Regions from separate parts of the Homo sapiens genome. Here region 2 is linked to region 1. A link is an interaction called in ENCODE POLR2A ChIA-PET data of the cell type or tissue named here. Cell type or tissue: CD4-positive, alpha-beta T cell. All regions are shown on one strand. Each heading gives the region's core, and the rest is flanking DNA. Links, peaks and the distances in the headings are about the cores only.

The links. ChIA-PET counts read pairs that join two places held together with the same protein. Peaks named below come from ENCODE experiments on the same cell type or tissue, not always from the same donor. Only the 100,000 strongest peaks of a DNase experiment are listed, where the experiment ranks them.
Region 2: POLR2A ChIA-PET joins it to region 1 with 5 read pairs; 2 of 35 experiments call an interaction of 5 or more read pairs at or near these places.

Annotation. Positions count from the first base shown.
Region 1 is chr20:49,083,592-49,091,192 of GRCh38, reverse strand. CSE1L (chromosome segregation 1 like) reads right to left here. Exons shown (of 25, transcript NM_001316.4): 15 at 7,031-7,167; 16 at 5,807-5,910; 17 at 3,087-3,184; 18 at 1,796-1,946; 19 at 1,447-1,655; 20 at 354-451; 21 at 171-256. Among named protein-coding and RNA genes, the nearest start is that of CSE1L, 41 kb to the right of the region's middle. In CD4-positive, alpha-beta T cell, for the core only: no CTCF peak of the experiment used is centred there; no DNase peak of the experiment used is centred there.
Region 2 is chr20:49,666,633-49,671,632 of GRCh38, reverse strand. The region is part of intron 1 of B4GALT5 (beta-1,4-galactosyltransferase 5); the gene reads left to right. Among named protein-coding and RNA genes, the nearest start is that of B4GALT5, 45 kb to the left of the region's middle. In CD4-positive, alpha-beta T cell, for the core only: no CTCF peak of the experiment used is centred there; DNase peaks (open chromatin) are centred at 1,842 and 2,852; H3K4me3 peaks cover 1,736 bases; H3K27ac peaks cover 1,216 bases.

The DNA of each region.
Region 1 (7,601 bases), core at 1,359-6,358:
CCTTGGCCACCCAAAGTGCTGCGATTACAGGCATGAACCTCCACACGTGGCCAAGTATTTTTTGCATAAAGTTTAAAACGGATAAAAAATGTATCTGCAACCATAAAGTCTAAGGGTTTTAGCTACCTTCTTTCATTACTTCTGTAGAACATCCAGATGATTTTACTTACTCTTGATAAACTTGGTTGTTTTGGAATTCTGAAGTCTCTGGAATAGCAGAATGAAGATTTGTTTCCTATATTGGTCAACTGATTCACTAAAGAATTAAAAAAAATCAACAATATAAATTTAGGACTTTTCTGAGCACCTAACAAAATTTCTAAATAAATGCACAAAGTTCTAGTCATACTCACGGAGGCATGTGCTCTATTATACTGTTTAGAAGATAAAAACCTTGGTGGTCATTTGCTTTGGATGCAATCAGCTTCTGAAAGACACCTAGTAACCCAGGCTGTTAAGAAATGAGATCCAACAGAAAATGGTTAACAGGAATAATTATTCGAAAAGTTAAACATGATATATGTCTTAAAACAGAGTTCATACTGTAATAATCTATCCTTTTCTCTTTAATTATTTCTGAAACATATGGGGAACAATTCCTCCCGCGTAGCCATTAAAGTAATTTTTTTTTTCTTTGAGACGGAGTTTCACTCTTGTTGCCCAGGCTAGAGTGCAATGGGGCGATCTTGGCTCACTGCAACCTCTGCTTCCCAGGTTCAAGCGATTCTCCTGCCTCAGCCTTCTGAGTAGCTGGGATTACAGGCACGTGCCACCACACCCACCTAATTTTTATTTTTAGTAGAGACGGGGTTTCGCCATGTTGGCCAGGCTGGTCTTGAACTCCTGACCTCAGGTGATCTGCCCACCTCGGCCTCCCAAAGTGCTGAGATTACAGGTGTGAGCCACCACGCCCGACCAAAGTTAAGTTCTTAAAATCAACCTGTTTGGCTCTGTTTTTAAAATTTTCCATCATGGATATAAATAACTAAAGGATACAGAATTCTGATAAAACATACCATAACATTTTCTACTAATTATTTCCGTTATTATTATTATTATTTTTTTTAAGAGACAGGGTCTAGCTCTGTTGCCCAGGATGGAGTGCAATGGTGAGATCATGGCTCACTGCAGCCTTAAACTCCTGGGCTCAAGCGACCCTCTCACCTTAGCCTCCCAAGTAGATGGGACCACAGGCATGCTCCACTGTGTCCAACTAATTAAAAAGCTTTTTTTTCCTTTGTAGAGATAGATCTCACCACGTTGCCTAGGCTGGTCTTAAACTCCTCGGCTCAAGGGATCCTCCCACTAGAGGCTCCCAAAGTGGTGGGCTTGAGCCACTGCCCCCAGCCTTAAATTTATTTTAAATAAAAAAATTTCAAACATCTGCCATCCCCAGTTTCTCCAAGCTACTTTATAAAATTACAGTTATATCAAAACCTGACGCACAATTTTGTCAGCTGCAGCACTTGCTATTGTGTTTGAACCGCGTTCTAAGAATGCTTGAAGAAGCCTCACTAGAGCAGGAATATTTCCTGTTCTTTCCCAAAGCACTGGCTGAAGGAGATGAGGAAATAAGGCCATATAGGAAGACGGGATGTCATTTTTGTGTGTTTCCAGAAGCAAAGACATCACTTGAAAGACGTATGGAATAAATTCTGTTGATAAAAGTAAAAACAGAGCTGTGAGCTTCAGAAGGAATGACTGACACAAAAGGCCCACATCGCTTAGGTGGGCTGCATTTTATAGCCATGTTAATTTTATTCCATTACAAAGAAAATAATTTCCGTTAACTTACCTTGCACATCATTTTGTAAGATTTCAGTAAACACCAAAAACAAAGCCTCCTCAAAATTTACAACAGCAGCAGGGTTAGCTTTGCAAGTTATTCTTATGGATAAACATATTGCTTCAAACATGTAGTGATTAAAGTGAGGTTTGCTTGGGTTCTGAAATTAAAAAAAAAAAACCTAATTATGCTAATAATCCACACCTAACCTTTATAAAACACATTTAAAATAGAGGCCATCTTATTTTTTAAAAATCAAAATTAAGAAAAAAACACCAATTATACCCTAGTGCTTGTTCATTTGAATTTTTTTTTAAATGGCCCAAAGTCCACCATGAAAAAAATACTTCAGAGTTACAGAGTTGCTTATACAAACCTCAGATCCCAGAGCTGTAACTTGTCTTAAGCCCACGTGCCCTCGCAGAGAAGAAATACTAAGTCCTAGTAATGCCACTAGCCTTAACTTCTGTGGGCCTCAATGTCTATGTCTACTTACTGATAATCCCCCAAATGAGTAGTTTTTTATGTTCTTTTTAAGCAACAAAACCCCATTTTTCTTTAAACAAGTTCTTGGAAGGCTACTAGCATACAAATCTAACTCAATCAGAACATGAGATGGTAATACATATGGGAGGCGGAGACTTGGGTTCCCTCCCCGCTCCATCCCTCAAGGCCCTAAGTAGTCCAAAGACCCTTAGCCCTAACTCAGTTGAATAATAATCACTCTGTTCTCCAAAATCCCTCCAACACTTCCTATGAATTGATCTAATTCTCATAAGATCAAGAATAGCATCTAAAAAGGAATTCTGTCAGCCTTAAACGGATTTATTTTCTAAAATTTAGTGTTAATAAACATGAATCTAAGTATCTGTAAAATTTTGATCAGAGTGAACTTTCCTTTTGAGAAATAAGAGTAAGGAAGAAAAGACAACACAAAGGATTTTAATCATCATTTCATAGAAGTCCAGACAGCCTCTTTTATATCCATTTAGTGCAAAGCCTACTTAACTCCATTTAAGGTAATTTTGGATCATCTGCACTTTCTTTTTCTACAATAAACATGTTACTTTTGTAATGAGAATGAAAATGTATTCAAGCTTCTAGCACACACTTAAAGGTGACTGCTATTACGTCTCCAATCTAACAGCATGCCCACACTTTCAGAAAAGTCCATTAGTGGCTGGTCAGGAAGAATTCACAGACCTTCTCTAAAGCTTCACGTAATGCCAAAGAGTTCTGAGGCCCAAACAGTTTGGAGCAAATAAAAAAGGAACCCCACTTTCAAAATTGGCTCTATTACCTTACTAACAGCTAATAGCTTCTGTGTAAGCTGAGTGATGAGAGTAGGGATGTAGGGGATTATGGCTTCTTGTAGGAGAGAAAAACTTCTCATGATAGCTGTAAAATACAAAAACAGCAAAAACAAATAGAGTTTAGTTAAACTTCAGAATAAGAGAGCGACTGGGGGGAAAAAAGCGCACTAATTCATCAACTAAATTTTAAGATGCTTAGACAACCCCGAGATAGCTCTCTACATTTAAAAATAATCTAAATTTCCCTTCCTTTTAAAATTAGGACGGGTTGGCAACAAAATTTAGCTGGGAAATACTGAGTATTTCTAGAAGGCTCAAGGTTTAAAAAATAATTAAAGAGGTTGACTAAGAGGAAGAAACAGTGAGCTGACATGAATGGAGCAGGTGAGTCTGAGAGAGAACTGTTTGGGGTCTCTTTCTCTTAGAAATCAGTAGCAGAGGCCATGCTTGGTGGCTCACACCTGTAACCCCAGCACTTTGGGAGGCCGAGGCTGGCGGATCACTTGAGGCTAGAGTCTGAGACCAACCTGGCTAACATGGCAAAACCCATCTCCATTAAAAATAGCAAAATTAGCCAGGTATGTGGTGCACGTCTGTAGTCCCAGCTACTCGGGAGGCTGAGGCTTGAGAATCGCTTGAACCTGGGAAGTGGAGGTTGCAGTGAGCCAAGATCATGCCACTGCACTCCAGCCTGGGAGACAGAGCGAGACTCCCTCTCTCTCTCAAAAAAAAAAAAAAAAAAGAAAAAGAAAAAGAAACCAGCATCAGAAAATGTTTAGCCCTAGCCTAAAGGAAACATGATCACAAACTACAGGAAACTGAAGAGAAAACTGCCTATCCACCTCCCTCAAAAAAAGAGATTAGGAGCCTAAAAAAATTCTAAAAATACATGTAAAGCCACAGAGTCCAAATTGCAAAAATATTGCTCAAAAGACCATAAATGGGTTAAAAATAGGAAGCATGGGAGAAAAATAAATTTGTCAGCTAAAAATGTATAAAAGCTCTCTTTCCACAAATAACATTTCTAAAATAAATGTTTACTAAGCAGAGCCCCAAATACATGCCAAGCATAAAGGACAGAAAGCTATCTGCTCTTGCCTCCTGAACTCTGCACATCATGTTTCCTCCTCTACTGGAGTCAAAGACTCATCCACCCTTCAACAGATTGCTACCTATCCCTCACACCTAACGTTCGGTTAGGTCATATCTCAGCTTAGAGATCACTTCCTAGAGAAAATCCTTCCCTGACCTGGGTTAAAAGGGCTAGAGGATAAATTGGTGCTCCTCCACTAGGCTGGCGCAGAATTATTTCATTCACTCATACAACCGTACAGAGAAGGTATTACATACTGTGTATTCTTACATACCCTAAAAACACAGTAATGAAGATTACAGACTAGTTAGCCGCTCTCATAGAAATGGACATTAAGGCTGGGCGCAGTGGCTCACACCTGTAATCCCAGCACTTTGGGAGGCTGAGGCGGGTGGATCACCTGAGGTCGGGAGTTCAAGACCAGCCTGACCAACATGCAGAAACCCTGTCTCTACTAAAAATACAAAATTAGCTGGGCATGGTAGCACACGCCTGTAATCCTAGCTACTCGGGAGGCTGAGGCAGGCGAATCGCTTGAACCCAGGAGAGTGAGGCTGCAGTGAGCTGAGATTGTGCCATTGCACTCCAGCCTGGGCAACAAGAGTGAAACTCCATCTCAAAAAAAAAAAAAAAAAAAAAAAGGACATTAAACAACAATAATTACACAATTATACATCATTGTTGGGGGAAGGATAGTGTTGGAAACATACACCCAGATACACACATCCACTCTAGGATTTCTGATCCAGACTGAAAAGATCAGGGAGTTTCTCTGAAAAGTGCTTCCTACAACCCAATGTGCTAGGCTTTTGGGATGCAACAGTGAAAAACACTGAGACTATCTCTAAATTCAGAGCTGGCACCAGGACACTCAACTAATGTAGTGCCTGGTGGATGGATACACCAGCCTGTGGATGGATACAGCTGCCTGTGTCCTTGGCAGTACGTAAGAAGACACGATTTGTGCAGAGTCTACCACAGGCACCCACATTTCACCCCTACCTAGGTGAGCATGCAGTTAATAAACGTTGCATGATCTCTTCTTTGCCTTAAAGAAACTCAATCTAGGGAAGGAAAAAAGGGCTTTGCTACATTTTCTGTAATGAGAAGTTCCATATCAAATTAAGATTACTGTTGGCCAGGTGCAGTGGCCTCTAATCCCAGCACTTTGGGAGGCTGAGGCGGGCAGATATTTGAGGTCAGGAGTTTGAGACCAGCCTGGCCAATATGGCAAAACCCTGTCTCTACTAAAAATACAAAAATTAACCGGGCATGGTGGAGTGCACCTGTAATCCCAGTTACTCGGGAGGCTGAGGCAGGAGAATCGCTTGAACCCAGGAGGGAGAGGTGGCAGTGAGCTGAGATCAAGCCACTGCACTTCAGCCTGGGCAACAGAGCAAGGCTCCATCTCAAAAAAAAAAAAAAAAAAAAAAAAAAATTATTGTTAGTAGTAAACAAGATAATGTTTTTCATTTTGAAATATCTAAACTAACTTACTACTTGGTAAACATTATCTGGTTCATAGACTGTATAACCTGAAGTATAACTCAGAGTGCTCACCCTTACAATCTGAGATTGGATACCTGTAGTCTGCACACCAGGGAAACAGCCTACCTTTCATAATATATTCATTTTCTGAAGAGCCAGGAAGTGTGAGAGCTTTGAAAAGGTTTGTTAGCAGAATCTCAACAAACGGTGCGATTTCTGCAGCTGTAAAGCTATAGATGAAAAAACAGCTTTCAGTCACTACCAACTCTTGAGCTTGTCACTGCAGATTACCCTTGGCAACCACTATGTCACCCTTCTCAGCATAAAACTGAGCCATCTCCCACCACTGACAATTGATAGACAGTTTAGGAAAATAATTTTTTTACATGTGCTCATGTTAGGCTCCTAAGAAGGCACATCGAGAACCAAACACAACTGAACCAAAAAGCCAGCTAAACCCAACAACATCTGAAGTTGAAACAGTTGTCCCTGGTTTATATCTATTACCACTGAGAAAGAACTCAGAATCTCAGGGGACTCTGTCATTTATTTTGTTTTTGGAGGTGGAGCCAAGATTCAGAACTGTTTTCTGCATAAATTCTGGGCCTGAAGATAGGTACTGGCTTGACTCACCTCAAAGGATGTCCTTTCTACCCTTAATTGGCCACTGAGAGTATCTGTACTTCAAGTTCTTGATGAAGGAAAGAACCTAGAACTGTTTTCCATCTCTTACCCAAAGCTCATTTCAAGAAATAATACTGTTGAATAGTGGCCTGAAAGACATGCAGACCATCCATTCCTCTACATTTCATCCTGGTTCAGGCCAGAAGACCTATTTTCTTGGTCCCCAGTGAATTACTTTCATTCGGTTAGGTCATATCTCAGAAATAAGTGACCTTACGCAAATAGCCACATGAAAATAACTGTTACATGATTGTTGCTGAGAACACTACTACTACTATTGTACAGTATTCTCTGCTTTAACTTTTATCTCATAGACCCTGTGAAAATTTTAACTTCCCAAGTTTCCCTCTTTGCCCTGGCTGCTAAGAGACTCCAAATAAAATTTGGAGTTTCTTGGACTACTATATAGGATCCTTTGACACACATTTCTGTTTATTAACTTTATCTCAGTTACTTTCCTTGGCTCCAGTTTATTAAATTGTATTGTCATAATGCACCTATTTTAGTAAGCAGCCTCAAATGCTTTTAGAATGAAACAGAGTATAAAGGAATAGAAAGCAGACATTTGTTTTCCCACTAGTGAAATTATGAAAACATTCAGATATCTTTGACCAGCACAGTACAGCCCCTACCCCAGGCTAAAAAACTTTAGAATAAAATACTCACAGAGTGGCATTGTTAGGCCCTCGCATAGTAAAGAGCCGTTCAAGAGCATGAGCTGCGTAAGTATGAACAACAATACTTTCAGCTTGAAGATGATTAATCAAGAGAGGAATCGAGACTAAAAGATGTTCTTTTGGCACCTAAAAAACACAATAATATACATGCTCTAAATGCAATGATTCCATATTTGAGTAAAAGACAATTGGAAGAGAAGGACCTGTTGATTTAAAGAACAATTTGCTATTTTTAAGCTCTGTTATAATAGGAGATGCTGCTGCCCAGAAACCAAAACTTTCACTTGCACATAATGGTTCAATTTCCACTTTCTAAATTCTCCTTTTCAGAGCACAAAACTATGAGGATAACATCTTGCAGATAAATCAACATACCATAAAATAATAATATCACAGAGAAGGAGACTAAGATTTCACCAAACTTAAGAATCATCACTAGCAGATATTTCTTGAAAAAGTTATTTAACCTTTTTGTGTCTCATTTTTTGTTCTCTTCCCACCCCCAAAAAGCAACAAATACGAGAACAATCTTCATTAAAAACCTCTAAATTTGAAACATT
Region 2 (5,000 bases), core at 1-5,000, 580 kb before region 1:
AAAAGACAACCCAGATGACCTGTAATTCTGCCACACAGAGATAAAAAACACTGAACATCTTGATAAGTGATTTCTAAAACTGTTCTAGGCTTATATTTTCCTTTGTGTCTTTAACACAAATGTGATATACTGTATGTAGTATATATACAATGTATATACCGTCTTGAATCAATAGCTTCATCTCTGCTTTTATTACTGCTCCTAGCGTAAATTATTTAGCACAAATGCAGACATAATCTCAGAAAATTATTATTTTTTGAGACAGAGTCTCACTCTGTCACTCAGGCTGGAGTGTAGTGGCATGATTTCAACTCACCACAACCTCTGCTTCCCAAGTTCAAGTGATCCACCTCAGCCTCCTGAGTAGCTGGGGTTACAGGCATGCACCACCACACCCGGTTAATTTTTGTATTTTTTGTAGAGATGGGGTTTCGCCATGTTGACCAGGCTGATCTTGAACTCCTGACCTCAGGTGATCCGCCCACCTTGGCCTCCCAAAGTGCTGGGATTATAGGCATGAGCCACCGTGCCTGGCCTGCACGGTATGATTTTTAAATAGTGAGTACTTCTAAAACAATAATCATTATTTCAGTGATAGCTGAGTTAGTCATGGTCTGATTTTGCCATAATTTTTTTTCCAGACCCTTTTGGTGCATAGATAGGTTGGAGTTTTGCTTTTATAAGTAGCACTGAGATAAACAGTATTGAACACATTTGTTATTTATCCAATTATTTCTTTAGGATGAATACCTGAAAGTAGGAACTACTGGGTTAGAGTATGAACATTTCACTTTGATCTGTATTGCCAACCTCTCTAGAGGTTATATCAATTTGTTTCCATCAACAAGGTGTGGGATACCTGTTCCACCAAAGCCTCTGAATGTTGGTGAGGCTTTGGTAGAACAGGTATCAGTCTTTTGACTCATTTAGACAAGCAGTTTGTAGTGTCAACTTAAAATTTTACGTTACATGTTTGCAAAGGGTTAGAAGAAACTTAGTTGTAGGCAGATAGCAGTTCAGTGTTGAAGAAATTCAACTTTTTGCTATAGAATTGCATTCTTTTAAACCCTCACTCAGTCAGACACCATGATGCATGCCTGTAGTCCCAGCTGCTTGGGAGCTAAGGCATGAAGATCTCTTGAGCTCAGGAATTTGAGACCAGCCTGGGCAACATAGTAAGACCCTGTCTCAAAAAAATAAATCATTACTGTTGTAAAGAACATTGGTAAAACAGAAGGAAAAAAGGTCATCTCACATCACTGTTACTCCCTAACAGCAAAGCAGGTTGGTAAATTTGCCTCAAGTCTGTTTTAGCCTGATACATGTTCTTATTCCTTAGCAATAGTTGTCAAGATATAGCAGAACTTTTTTCATGTTGTTAAAAATGTGATAGTCTATGCTAAATATTATACATAAGGTGTATGGTGATAAGGTTGCATAGTTTTCACTTTTAAAGATGTGTAAGATTCCGTCAAGTTTTGTGTCACAGTTTATGTGCTGTTGTTTTAGTAAGTGAAAGCAAGTTTATTAGAGAAGAAAAGAAACTGGCTACTCCACAGGCAGAGCAGCACTGAGAGCTGCTGGTTGTTGATTTTGAGTTGTTTCCCAAGATTTTGCTTTTAGAAATAATGTAAGTAAAAACTTTGTGCATAGAATAGCCTCATATTTAGGATACTTTGCTAGCTCAGAAGGTATGAGCATTTTTATGGCTATTGTTGAATTTGCAAATAGTTTTCCCAAAGGGTTTATACCAGTCTGCACGAACACCAGCACAGTTGGTGAAGTATCAGTTTCACTATGACCTTTTCTGGCTTATAGCCTTTTTTTTTGTGGTTGCAGAAAAACCAGTATACTTCTACCTTAAAAAAGCAAGGCAACTCCTCCGGCTATCACAGCATCTGTGTGCCAAGCTATAATTCTTTTTTTTTTTTTTTTTGAGGTGGAGTTTCGCTCTTGTTGCCCAGGCTGGAGTGCAATGGCGCGATCTTAGCTCACTGCAACATCCGCCTCCCAGGTTCAAGTGATTCTCCTTTCTCAGCCTCCCGAGTAACTGGGATTACAGGCATGCACCACCATGCTCGGCTGATTTTGTATTTTTAGTAGAGACGGTGTTTCTCCATGTTGGTCAGGTTGGTTGCGAACTCCTGACCTCAGGTGATCCACCTGCCTCAGCCTCCCAAAGTGCTGGGATTACAGGTGTGAGCAACCACGCCCAGCCTATGTAATTCTTTAATAAATAGCTAAATGCCTACTATTTATCAGAAGTTGATGAAGAAAAGAATAAGACTGTCTGTACTCTTAAGGAGCTTACAGTCTATTGGAAGAGAGAGACATGCTCAAATTTGTAGAGGTCATGGATAGAAGTTGGTGTATCAGTTGAGAAAGAGCCCAAAGATAGGTGTAGGCAGTTCTAATCTTGGGGGTGGGATGATACCAGGAAAAGCTAGGAAAGGGACATTAAAGCTTAGTATTGGCTGGGCATGATGGCTCTCACATGTAATCCCAGCAGTTTGGGAGGCTGAGGCAGGAGGATTGCTTGAGCCCAGGAGTTTGAGACCAGCCTGGGCAACAAAGTGAGATTCTACCTCTACAAAAATAAAAAAATTCACCAGATGTGGTGGTGTACGCCTGTGGTCCCAGCTACACAGGAGGCTGAGGCAGGAGGATTGCTTGAGCCAAGGAAGTTGAGGTTGCAGTGAGCTGTGTTTGTGCCACTGCAATCCAGCCTGGGTGACAGGACGAGACACTGTCTAAAAAAAAAGCTTAGTATGAGCGGGTGTCACAAAAGCACGTTCATACAGAGGAGGTGTCAGTGGGGGTGGGAGGCTGGAACCACAAGGCAATTCAGGGACAGGGATTGGTCGGTGGAGTGGGGGCGGTGACGGACAGAGATTAGGACGAGGGGGTGCGGAGGTGAGGGGAGCAGAGCCTTTGTTCTGGTTTCAGTTCCACAGAGGAGTGTGGCAGTGCTGGTCTTGTGCCTCTAGCACATTCCCATCAGCAACATCCGTCATACCCTGACGCCCCCCCCACCCCCACCCATTCTCCGCAGGGTTGTTTTGATAAGTGTACGTGTTCAGTTTCAATGGAACCAGCAAGGTAATTTACAGTTTTCTCCCACCCAAGCTTATACTGAGGTTATGTGGCTGTGCATGTGGATATTGGTACTTCTGAGGGTTGATAACTGGTCATGCTATTAAGAATTTTGGGGGAAGCAAAGCTGAAGCTTAGATCAGTAAAGTACTTACCATAGGCTACCCAGCCATCTAGTATCTGTTTAGACAGCATTTTCATGTCTAATCTTATGTACAGTTTAATAATTTAACAGATGGTAGACTAATAGGTCAGTGGAAATGTTTATAGGGTACTTCATAGCTGTTAATTTTTACCACTTGGATTTTTTTAATAGCTAGGAATAGTAATTAGGGTGAAAAATGAAACCTACGAATGACTTTGTGATTTTTCTGCCTCAAATGAGAAGGATTAGGAAAGCAAAAGTTTCCTCAAATCAATTTTTCCCCCAAAATATTTTTTTGTATTATTTACTTTGTTAATGTGTGTATGTGTCCCCCCTCCTCCCAGTTCTCTTTAAACACTTTTTGTATGAAAATTGTCACACGGTTGCTCCAAAATATTTAAATAGATAAGACAATGGGTGTAAATTTTGCTGCCAAAAATTCCTTGTATCTTAAAAAAGCTGTATTTTCTCTCTTAAATGTATGTTAATGTATGTAATGCATAGTATGAGTATCCAGCATTTTAAGCAGATTTAAAATGGAAAAATTCATGATTCACATTAGAGCTTCAAACTTATAAAATTTGGGGGATGCATTATAGCGTGAGTATTGGCACCCACTCCTGAAGTGGAATATTGGAAGCCTGAAATATATGACATGTTGACAGTAAAGATCCAGGTAATATTGGCCATGCGGGGTGGCTCACACCTATAATCCCAGCACTTTGGGAGGCCAAAGTGTGAGGACTGCTTGAGCCAGGGAGGTTAAGACTGCAGTGAGCCATGATCGTGCCACTGCACTCCAGCCTGAGTGACAGAGCAAGATCCTGTCAAAAACAACAACAGGCCGGGCGCGGTGGCTCACACCTGTAATCCCAGCACTTTGGGAGGCCAAGGCGGGTGGATCACAAGGTCAGGAGATCGAGACCATCCTGGCTGACACAGTGAAACCCCGTCTCTACTAAAAATACAAAAAAAATTAGCCGGGCGAGGTGGCAGGCACCTGTAGTCCCAGCTACTCGGGAGGCTGAGGCAGGAGAATGGCGTGAACCCCTGGGGGGCGCAGCCTGCAGTGAGCTGAGATCGCGCCACTGCACTCCAGCCTGGGTGACAGCGAGAGTCCGTCTCAAAAAAAACAACAACAACACAAGCCAAAAAAAAAAAAACACTTCAAAAAGATCCAAGTAAAAGGAATCAAACAAAGTGTGGGCAGCATAGTAGCTGTGGATTCAGGGGATTGAGCATCTGAGAGGCAGTAGAGCATGTTTGTTAAAAATCTGGACTCTGGAGACAAAGCCTGCTGTGAAATCTTGGCTCCACATGGTCAGATTGCGTATTCAGACCTGAGTTTTTTTCATCTCTAAATTGATGGTAACAACCTGCCTCTCAGTTATTGTGAGGATGAAATGAGATAAAACACAGGCATTTGGAAAGGTGCTGGCACATAAGGACTCAATAAATGCATTATTAGTTGTATAGGAATCCATCTCTTTATAAGCAGAATAAGCAGATTCTTTCTTTACCTGTTGTGCAGAGCAGTGAACACTGATCATCTGCTTGTTTGGGGGTAAGGTTGAATTATTTTTCAGGTTGTGCTTTTTCCACAAAATATTGGTCTAAAAAGATAATGCAGGTTTTGCAGATACTCTAGCATGGCAGAAATCAAACTTCAACATTCCTTTGGCACATTTTGTTTTTCCTTAATTTTTATTGTGTCTTATCTGTGTATTTTGTATATGGGGGAAGGAGAGAGCACTAGCAAGCA